Regions from separate parts of the Homo sapiens genome. Here region 1 is linked to region 2. Evidence: chromatin loops called from intact Hi-C (ENCODE). Cell type or tissue: MCF 10A. All regions are shown on one strand. Links, peaks and the distances in the headings refer to the core of each region. The heading gives the core; the rest is flanking DNA.

The links. A loop is a pair of places that touch in the nucleus more often than their neighbours do. Peaks named below come from ENCODE experiments on the same cell type or tissue, not always from the same donor. Only the 100,000 strongest peaks of a DNase experiment are listed, where the experiment ranks them.
Region 1: it touches region 2 in a loop (11-fold over the local background); 4 of 110 quality-filtered maps call a loop at or near these places.

What each region holds. Positions count from the first base shown.
Region 1 is chr20:36,916,794-36,922,165 of GRCh38, forward strand. SAMHD1 (SAM and HD domain containing deoxynucleoside triphosphate triphosphohydrolase 1) reads right to left here. Exons shown (of 16, transcript NM_015474.4): 7 at 2,571-2,726; 8 at 156-256; 9 at 1-37. Among named protein-coding and RNA genes, the nearest start is that of SAMHD1, 32 kb to the right of the region's middle. In MCF 10A, for the core only: a CTCF peak has its summit at 3,123 (motif pointing left); a DNase peak (open chromatin) is centred at 3,138.
Region 2 is chr20:36,200,020-36,205,391 of GRCh38, forward strand. The region is part of intron 14 of EPB41L1 (erythrocyte membrane protein band 4.1 like 1); the gene reads left to right. Among named protein-coding and RNA genes, the nearest start is that of AAR2, 34 kb to the right of the region's middle. In MCF 10A, for the core only: a CTCF peak has its summit at 3,001 (motif pointing right); a DNase peak (open chromatin) is centred at 3,002.

The DNA.
Region 1 (5,372 bases), core at 308-5,307, 720 kb after region 2:
ATCAAAATTATTTTGGATTCCAAGATGATGGCAGTCCCTAGAAGGATTCCAAAACAGAGAGATGAAATTTTTCAACAAGGAAGCTGTACCTTAAATAGTAATACTAAATTTATATAAATATTTTAGCCAACTTTTCAGAAGTGTTCAGTGCATACCTGGCAAAATAATCCCATTTGTCCACATCAATGCCATTTCTTTTATTAGATACTATCTCATAAAGGAAGCTTTTGTTTTCAGGACGCCCTTTATATGGCCACTGGAAGGCAAGAAAACCCACTGGAAGTTTTAGGATAGGCACCAAATCTATTTATAAACAAAGCAAAGCAATTTTATTAATCTGTAAAATATAAACAGATACCTGACTGGGAATATGAGATAAACTAGAAGGTTCTATTCTTTCTTTCTTCCACTTCATTTCAAAACTAGTAGAAAGGGAAAAGAAATGCTAAGGTATATGATACCCTATTGTTACCACATTTTCTTGTGCCACTGAAAAGATCTGAACTCTATTACATTTCCCAAAACCAACAACTTTTGTGTTTTCTTGGTTTATAAGTTTTTGAAAAATATAAAATCTAGGCCAGGCATGGTGGCTCACGCCTGTAATCTCATCACTTTGGGAGGCCGAGGAGGGCGGATCACGAGGTCTGGAGTTTGAAACCAGCTTGGCCAAGATGGTGAAACCCTGTCTCTACTAAAAACACAAAATTAGTTGGGCATGGTAGCAAGTGCCTGTACTCCCAGCTACTCAGGAGGCTGAGGCAGGAGAATCGCCTGAACTCAGGAGGCGGAGGTTGCAGTGACCTGAGGTTGTGCCACTGCCCTCTAGCCTGGGCAACAGAGCAAGACACCGTCTCAAAAATAAATAAATAAATAATATAAAATCTAATAATAAACTAACAATGCTTGAATTCATGCATTAAAACAGTACTATCTTTCAAAGTAGCTACATACCTAGTCTAAATAATATGCATTGTTGAATGTATTCTTTGAGCTCCACTTTTTTGGAAATAGGATATTTGCTACAAAACTCATCTGTTTATCTTATACTGTAAGTACACTTGTATATATTTGAGGAAACAGCCCTAAAAATCTCAGGGGGAAATTATTTCCCAACTTTATTTTTAATTAAAAAAATACAAAAGATCAAAAAGGAAACAAAACAGATTTTCCATTGAACTGGTTCAACTTTTTTGTAGATCTTCCTATAAATATTTCAAATATGATTTTTTTTTAAATTTGTAGACAGGATCTAGCTCTGTTGCCCAGGCTGGAGTGCAGTTGCACAATCACAGATCACTGCAGCCTGCCTCAGCCTCCCAAGCATCTGAGACTACAGGCATGAGACAGGGTTTCAGTATTACCCAGGCTGATCTCAAACTCCTGGGCTCAAGTGATCCTCCCATCATGGCCTCCCAAAGTGCTGGGATTACAGGCATGAGTCACTGAGCCTGGCCAAATATGTTCATTTTAATGGTTAAATAAAACATACACATTTACATTCCAAACAAAGTTACTTTAGGCTTCTATATAAAATACTGCAGGCCAGGTATGGTGGCTCACGCCTGCAATCCCAGTATTTTGGGAGGCCAAAGTGGGAGAATCACTTGAGCCCAGGAGTTCGAAACCAGCTTAGGCAACATAGTGAGACCACATCTCCAAAAAAAAAAATTTTTTTTAATGAATAAAATACTGCATATATATTCACTAAAAAAGAATTTATGGCCGGGCGCGGTGGCGGCTCACGCTTGTAATCCCACCACTTTGGGAGGCTGAGGCGGGTGGATCACCTGAGGTCAGGAGTTTGAGACCAGCCTGGGCAACATGGTGAAACCCCGTCTCTACTAAAAATACAAAGATTTGCCGGGCGTGGTGGCACACACCTGTAATCCCAGCTACTCAGGAGGCTGAAGCAGAAGAATTGCTTGAGCCTGGGAGACAGAGGTTGCACTGCGCTGAGATCATGCCACTGTACTCCAGCCTGGCCAACACAGTAAGACTCTATCTCAAAAAAAAAAAAAAAAAAAAAAAGAAAGAAAGAAAGAAAAGAAAAGAATTTATGCCAAGCACAGTGGCTCACACCTGTAATCCCAGCACTTTCAGAGGCAGAGCTGGGCAGATCACTTGAGCTCAGGATTTCAAGACTAACCTGGGCAACGTGACAAAACCCCATCTCTACAAAAAATACAAAAATTAGCTGGGCATGGTAGTGCACGTTTGTGGTCCCAGCTACTCAGGAGGCTGAGGTAGGAGGATCGCTTGAGCCTGGGAGGTGGAAGTTGCAGTGAGCTGAGATTGTGCCACTGCACTCCAGCCTGTGTGACAGAGTAAGACCCTGTCTCTAAAAAGAATTTCTGTATATATATTTTTGGGAAGTAACTTCTAACTAATTCAGTTGAGAGGTAGAAAAAAATATAAGCCTTTTATTTTTTGCATTAAACAGTAGAAACATAGAACTCATATTTTATCATTTAGCCTCTAAAATAGCCAAATGTATAACTCAGAAGGAATCATGAAAAGGCTAGATGAAAAGCACCAGTCAGTTAAAATTAAGCTGTACATAAACTTACCAATGAATCTTCGACAGGTGATTCAAGTGGTCCTACAATTTGTTCCTTTATAAAGCAAATATCTTCTTCAGGGATGAGACCATATTGTTCCATGACAGGCTTAATTCCATTAGAATTAATAAGGTGCTCAAACATCATAACTGAGCCTTGTTCATGCTAGGAAAAGTAAGCACAATATGATGTGTTAAAGATTCTAGCCCATTGGGAGCCCTGACTAACAAAATTATCCTCAATTCCAAGTAATTCTGAGATAAAGGTCTATTGCATATTAATTCTCTAGTTTCTAACCACAATCTTAGGAACATTTTTAAAAACCTGTCAGATTTTTCATTTTACTAGTAGTCTACAAACCTTTTACAAAACTTATTTCATAAACATATTTAATGCATTTAATGATATAATCATTTACAGTTCCTAAATGAATATTATAAGATCATGTAGACAGAATTACATTTTAATAAATATCATCATAAAATTGAATTTTATTTTTTCATCAGCCTTTGAACACGTGCAGTTATAAGCTCTGTTAGGCACTACCATCTAGTGGTGAAAAGGGGTAACTGCAAACTTGCCAGTAAAAACAAAGATCTCCCTTGAAATCTCCAATTGGCCTGTTTGCTCATCTCTCTCTGCTCACTCATTCACAATCAATGTAAAGGATCAAATGAACTCCTGAAGACATCTGCCCTTTCCTAGATCCTACCAAAAACTAACTCAAGATGAAAAACAAAACCTGAATTATCCTATAACTATATTTTTTTAAAAAAAGAGACAGGGAATTGCTCTGTTGCCCTGGCTAGAGTCCAGTGATGTGATCATGGGGTCACTGTAGTCTTGAACTCCTGGGCTCAAGTGATCCTCCCACTTCAGCCTCCCGAGTAGCTGAAACCACAGGTGCACACCACCCTACCCAGCTAATTTTTAGATTTTTTTGTAGAGGCAGGGTCTTGATTTGTTGACCAGGTTGGTCTTGAACTCCTAGGCTCAAATAATCCTCCTGTCTCAGCCTCCCAAAGTGGCAGGATTACAAGCAACTTGCCCTATAACTATTCTTTCCCCGCCCCCGCAGAAACAATTCTTGCTCCAGAAACTATTCTTAAAAACAGAATCAGGGCTGTCAGGCCTGGGTGCGGTGGCTCACACCTGTAATCCCAGCGTTTTGGGAGGCCGAGGTGGGCGGATCACTTGAGGTCAACAGTACAAGTTTGGCCAACATGGCAAAACCTCCTGTCTACTAAAAAATACAAAAATTAGCCAGGCATGGTAGGGTGCACCTATAATCCCAGCTACTTGGGGGACTGAGGCAGGACAATCACTTGAACCCAGGAGGTGGAGGTTGCAGTGAGCCGAGATCGCCCTGCACTCCAGCCTGGGTGGGCAACAAAGTGACACTCTGTTTCAAAAGAAAAAAAAAAAAACCCACAAAAACAGAATCAGGCTGGGTGCAGTGGCTCACATTTGTAATCCTAGCATTTTTTTGAGAGGCAAAGGTGGGAGGATTGCTTGAGCCCAGGAGTTCGAGAGCAGCCTGGGCAACAAAGCAAGACCCTGTCTCTACAAAAAGATAAAAAGATTGGCTGGGTATAGTGACATGCGCCTGTGGTCCCAGCTACTTGGGAGACCAAGGTGGGAGGATTGCTTGAGCCCAGGTGGTTGAGGCTGCAGTTAGCTATGTTCATGCCTGTACTCCAGCCTGGGCAACAGAGCAAGACCTTGTCTCCAAAAAACAACAACAACAACAAACAAATTGGCCGGGCACAGTAGCTCACGCCTGTAATCCCAGCACTTTAGGAGGCGGAGGCAGGCAGATCACGAGGTCAGGAGATCAAGATCATACTGGCCAACATGGTGACACCCCATCTCTACTAAAAATATAAAAATTAGCTGGGTGTGGTGGCATGCACCTGTAGTCCCAGCTACTCAGGAGGCTGAAGCAGGAGAAACGCTTGAACTCGGGAGGCGGAGGTTGCAGTGAGCCGAGATCACGCCACTGCACTACAGGCTGGGCGACACAGCGAGACTCTGTCTCAAAAAAAAAAAAAAAAAAAACGAATTGAATCAAGATATACGTAATTACAAAGAGGAAAAATAGTAACTTTATAATGGAGAGATTTGACAGACAATGCCTTAATCAAGTAAGCAGAATTAATATCATTGGTATTGGCTCAACTAGGATTTATGTGCCTCCTGAGATGATACACTATGAAGGATGCATCACTGATTTTTTTGGAGACAGAGTCTAGCTCTGTCACCTCCTGGGCTCCCGGGCTCAAGCAATTCTCCTTCCTCAGCCTCCCAAGTAGGCACGTGCCACCACACCCAGCTAATTTTTTGTGGTTGTTTTTTTTTTTTTTCCCTCTTGTTGCCCAGGCTGGAGTGAAATGGCGTGATCTTGGCTCACTGCAACCTCCGCCTCCCAGGTTCAGGTGATTCTCCTGCCTCAGCCTCCCGAGTAGCTGGGATTACAGGTGCCCACCACCATGCCCAGATAATTTTTATATTTTTAGTAGAGACAGGGTTTCGCCATATTGGCCAGGCTGGTCTCCAACTTCTGACCTCAGGTAATCCACCCACCTTGGCCTCCCAAAGTGCTGGGATTACAGATGTGAGCCACTGCGTCCGATCTGGACACATCACTTTTGTGGCATTCTACCAAAAATGCATAGCTTGAATCCATGAGGAAACATCACACTGAAACTCAAATTGAGGAACATTCCACAAAATAGCTCAGTTGCTCTTTAAAAAAATGACAAAGTCACTAACGATAAAGACTGAAGAATTGCTCCAGATCAAAAGAAACTA
Region 2 (5,372 bases), core at 264-5,263:
CTGGAAAGAACTATGGTCCAGGAGCTCACCCTGGAGCTATGGACCATTCAGAACTGGCTTACAGGCCCCCTTGGCATTTAGGGGCCTTTGAAGATTTGGGAGATGGGGAGGTGCCATAGACAAGGATTGACTGGCTCCTTGGGTAACTTCCCCTTTTTGAGCCGCATTGCCTAGTCCACCTACAGGAGGACCAAAATGGTCATTCCATAGGGTAGTTGGGAAAGTAGAGTGAAATAATTAATATAAAAGCACTTTCTCAACTGGAAGGTGCTGGGCAGTCATGGGGCTGTTGCTGTTGGTGACTAGAATCCCTGATCCCAAAATCAGTTTTGTGGGGGGCATCCTGAAGATGCCTGTGTCATCCAGAATTCCTAGCAGCCTCCTCGTATATTGTTGGGCCTCATCTGGGCCAAGGGGAAAACAGAGGGAACTCTAACTGTTCCCATTTGCCAAACCCAAGTTTCAGTGTTTAAAGGGGGCTGTAATCCAAACTGCAGGGTTGAACCATAGCCTAAGCCAGAGACATCTGGAGCCAGAGTCTAAATGATATGGCTCCAACATCTCTGAATGAGAGTGGGCAGGCCATGGGGGAAGGGCACTGGGGCTGACTGTGGGCCTCCCTCCCTTAAGTGGCTCAGAAGGGCAGTCCCTCCCGAGCTCACCCCACAGAGTGGCTACTCCCTGACCTAATCCACAAATCCTACAGATATGGGACTTAAAAAGCTGGGCTATTTATGGACTTTGTGTGTGTGTCTCTCTCTCCTACTTTTTCTCTTTCCCTCTCTTCCTGTCTCTGTCTCTCCTTCCCTTCCTCCCTCTTTCCCTTTCCTCTGGCTCTGGGCCTCCCCTGCAGTCCCAGAGGACCCAGGACATCTCTCAGCGGGACTTGGTACCTGAGCCTGGAGCAGCCGCAGGCTTGGAAGTGTTCACTCAGAAAAGCCTCGCAGCATCTCCTGAGGTTACTGTCTTCACCTTCCTGTGCCCCTTCCTCCTGCCCACCCAGAACCACCCTCTGTGGTCTTAAGAAAACCCTTTCTCTGGGGTGAGGGGAATGTACCAGATTCTGCCAAGCAGTTGGAAGCAATGGGTAACCCATGCTGTCTCCATGCTGTGATAAGGAAATGTCCCCATCCCAGAGATCCATAAAGGGCCAGCCCCTCCCTCATCCATTGTTTCTCAGGAGGGACAGGACTGCAACCATTCTGGGAAGACAGAACAGCCTGCATTGCCTTTGGCCTCGAAGGAGAGGCAGGAATGATCTCCCTCTTTCAGGTCCTGGTGAGGCAGGTGACTCTAGAGGCAGGCCCTGACTTCTATGCTTAGGGTCAGGGGTCATGCTAGAGGCAGGCTCTGACTTCCATGCTTAGGGTCAGGGGTCATGCTAGAAGCAGGCTCTGACTTCTATGCTTAGGGTCAGGGGTCATGGCACCCAAATGCCTTCTGCCTTAAGGTCTTTTCTCTGTTCAGAAGCCTGAATGGTCTAGCAGTGGTTAGTTAGGGCACGACATTCCAGGCATCTCCGGCCTGCGTCTTCTCTGAACTCCCCTGGAGCTTGGGCCCATCAAGGAGGCAGGCAAAAGTGGACATCTTTCTCTAAGGAGTATCCTTAGGGTTGTAGAGAGATTGGTCAGGCAAGTGTTTGAAATGAGGAGGCCATTGCTTCTATGCCCAGGGCGGCAGCAAGTGGAGGGCTCTTTGAACTTCCTGTGGCCCTTCATGGATGCTGGGCATAGAATCCAGGCCCAGGCAGGAGGCTGTGCTCCCTCCTCTGATGGGATTTTATGGACTATCAGGGTTGGAAGCTACTGAGCGATCATCTGGGCAGAACTTTCTTCCCCAATATCTGCCGCTCCCCTGTTGATGTATGCTCTCCTCTGAGGGCCTGTACCTTTCTCCATTCTCAGAGAAAACTTCTTTAGCTGCTGCAAACGTGCTGGAACTTTAAGAAAGACATAAATGAGCTACATAAGTGATAAAACATAAGTCATACTTCTACTCTATGAATTTTTCCTCAATCTAAAGAACAAAACTATCCGCACACTCTCTTGAGGGAAATCGGACAAGAGTCAACAGCATACCAAGGACAGGGCTAGAGAGATGCCCTGGACACAGAGATGCTCCTGTGACCAAGGACAGGTGCCCATTTGGGGAGCAGAGCCCACAACCTGCACCCCGCCCCCGCATCATTCTCCTGCAAATGTCCATCCAGCTCTTCCACAGCAGGCACTTTTGCTGTCCTTGGCGGCAGCCCATTAACTATTGGGAAGTTTTCGTGTTGAATTGAAATCTGCCTTTTCAAATTAGCAGCCTGTAGGTCTCATTCTGCCCGCTGGTGCCCGCTACCGCTCTGCATCCTCCTCCAGGCCAGCCCTTCGGAGACTTGAACACCTCCCCTTCCCTAGAACACTTCACTCTCTTCCCACTTTCTCCCAGGAAATGGTTTCTGGAGGGCCCCTTACCCTGGACCCCCTCCTCGTATAAAGGGCAGGCCTGGCTGGGCATGGTGGCTCACGCCTGTAATTCCAGCACTTTGGGAGACTGAGTTGGGTGGATCACCTGAGGTCAGGAGTTCGAGACCAGCCTGGCCAAAATGGTGAAACCCTGTCTCTACTAAAAATACAAATAATAATAATAATAATAATAATAAGCTGGGCGTGGTGGCGCGTGCCTGTAATCCTAGCTACTGGGGAGGCTGAGGCAGGAGAATCGCTTGAACTCGGGAGGCGGCTGTCAGTGAGGCAAGATCACGCCTCTGCACTCCAGCCTGGAAGACAGAGCAAAACTCCGTCTCAAAAAAAAAAAAAAAAAAAAGGCAGGCCCCAAAATGTGACCCAGAGCTCCAGGAGGGGCCTGAACAGCCTGGAGTCAGGAGAACAGCCAGGCTGGAGAGTTTCCTGTCTGTGCCTTGGGTGCAGACAGCTGTGAGCCCAACTGGCTCTGTTTCTCCCCACCCCTGTTGCCAGCTTCCTTTGCTGCAGTGCCCCTACCTGACGGCAGGGGGCGCTCTGAGCAAGGCACCGACGGTCCCCTGGCTCCAGAAAGAATGGCTGCGGGGCTGCGGCTACCTGGGGCTACCCTAAGATTATCCCATCTTGTGATTCGGGTTAGAACGACTTTCACGCCAACCCCTCGGGCCAGGTGTGTGGCTCTACCCGTGCCTTCGCACCGTGGAAGTTTTTTTCTTTTTTGTTCAGTTTTCTTTTCCTCTTCAGGATCCTACATTTTACTTTGTCCCCCGCTGCTCAGCCTGTGATCTTGCGCATGGCCTCTCCCCTCTGGGATACCGTTTCGCCTTCTGAAATAAGGATAACGATATCTGCTTCACAAGTTGCCATTTGGATTAAATTTAATAACTCAGACAAAGGGCTGGCATTGCCTGGCACATAGCAACTAACAATCACTATACGTTTCCCCTTTCTTCCTGCAGAGTCTACTTTTCATTCTCTGCCAGCACCTGCGCCACTCACTCTTGCTTATCTAGCCTAGTTGCTAGTTAGAATTGGGGCAGGAATGTTCCAGAAGGAGGCATATTGACTGGCTTTGGCCATCATTGCCAGGCGGATGTCAGTACAGCTGGAATGGAGGCAGCTGAAGGAACCTGCTTCTCAAGGAAATGAGCAAAAGGACCTAGCTTCCGTAGGCTCTCAAAGCACGTCCCTTTGGGATGGTTCAGGAGCTGTGGTCCTGAAGCCTTAATGACCTGAAGTAAAAGCTCAGAAACCCACCCCAGACTTTACCTAGACCTTCCCCCCTTCCTTTTATCTCGCTTTCCCATGAACAAGATTATTTTAATGGGTTCTGATTCCCTGACAGAGAGATTTTCTCAAAACACAGTGGGGACAGAGGGTTTATGATGCTCTCTTGAGCCTTCAAAATGTTTCAGATCTTATGGGATCTGACAGACTCCTCCTCCCTGTGGGGTGGGATTAACAGACTCCTCACCAAGTCATAACCTGAAAAGGAGCCCAAGGTCATATAAACCTTCCCCCTCCTGCTGCCAGGAGAAGTTCTGGGCATGTCTCCCTGTGGAGGTGGTCATGGTAGGGTGGAGAGGACACACTTCACAGAACTTGGCGTCAGAGACTGAGTTCAAGGCCTGCCTTTCCACTTGCTCCCTGTATGGCCTTGGGCAAGATGCTTCTCCAGGTCTGAGTTTCCATATCTGTATCACGAGGGGCTCTAGTTGGGGCAGTGAGGAGGGAGGTACCTCAGGGCATTAAGGCCGCCCACACCCCCAACTTTACCAGGGCAGCTCTGTATTTCTGTCACATAGCCGACTTGCATTAAAATTTTGTGGGAAGTATCCTGTGGCCACAAGATGAAAAACCCAGTGACCTTCCTGCTTTTCTAACCACCCTAGAAGTCCATCATCCCTCCCAGGCATTGTTTGAAGAACTCTTGGGGGAGGTAGAGGCTGTTGGGAGATGGCCTAACAGTGCTGCGATCTGGTGCTTTTTTTTTTTTTTTTTTTTTTTTTTGAGATGGAGTTTTGCTCTTGTTGCCCAGGCTAGATAGAGTGCATTGGTGCGATCTCGGCTCACCGCAACCTCTGCCCCGCAGGTCCAAGCAATTCTCCTGCCTCAGCCTCCCAAAGTGCTGGGATTACAGGTGTGAGCCACCGCGCCTGGCCTTTCTTTTTTTTAGACGGAGTCTCGCTCTGTCACCAGGCTGGAGTGCAGTGGCACAGTCTCGGCTCACTGCAACCTCCGCCTCCCAGATTAAAGCAATTCTCCTGCCTCAGCCTCCCAAGTAGCTGGGATTACAGGTGCATGCCACCATGTCTGGCTAATTTTTTGTATTTTTAGTAGGGATGGGGTTTCACCATGTTGGCCAGGATGGTCTTGATCTCTTGACCTCATGATCTGCCAGCCTCAGCCTCCCAAAGTGCTGGGATTACAGGCGTGAGCCACCGCGCTTGGCCTCTGGTGCCTTTGATGCACGATGATGCTTAGATCTTTACCTCTCTCCCTTCCTTGATGCATTCTATTGAGTTCTTTTCTGCTCTTTCTATGGGTTTTGTTAGAATTAGAATGGGCCCTGGTATTTGTTTCTTTTAGATTGAACACCACAGTGTTCAAGCTGTTTAAGCCATTGTGGTGCCTGGCACTAACGTGGTCATGTGGTATCTCCATGACTACTATGCTTTCTTCCCAGAAGCCCTTGTAGAAAGGTTCGATTTCAGGCTGTGGCCTGTGGAACTTAATGCATCCCTTCAATTTGCCATTAGGTCACAGTTGGCACCCATATTCCATGGTTGTGAAATAAGTTAGCAAAGATCTCCGGCCTCAAAAATCAGGCTTTCTTTTCCTGACTCTGTCTTCTACTAACAGTGACCTTGGGCAAGTCACTGTCCATCTCTAGACCTGTTTCCT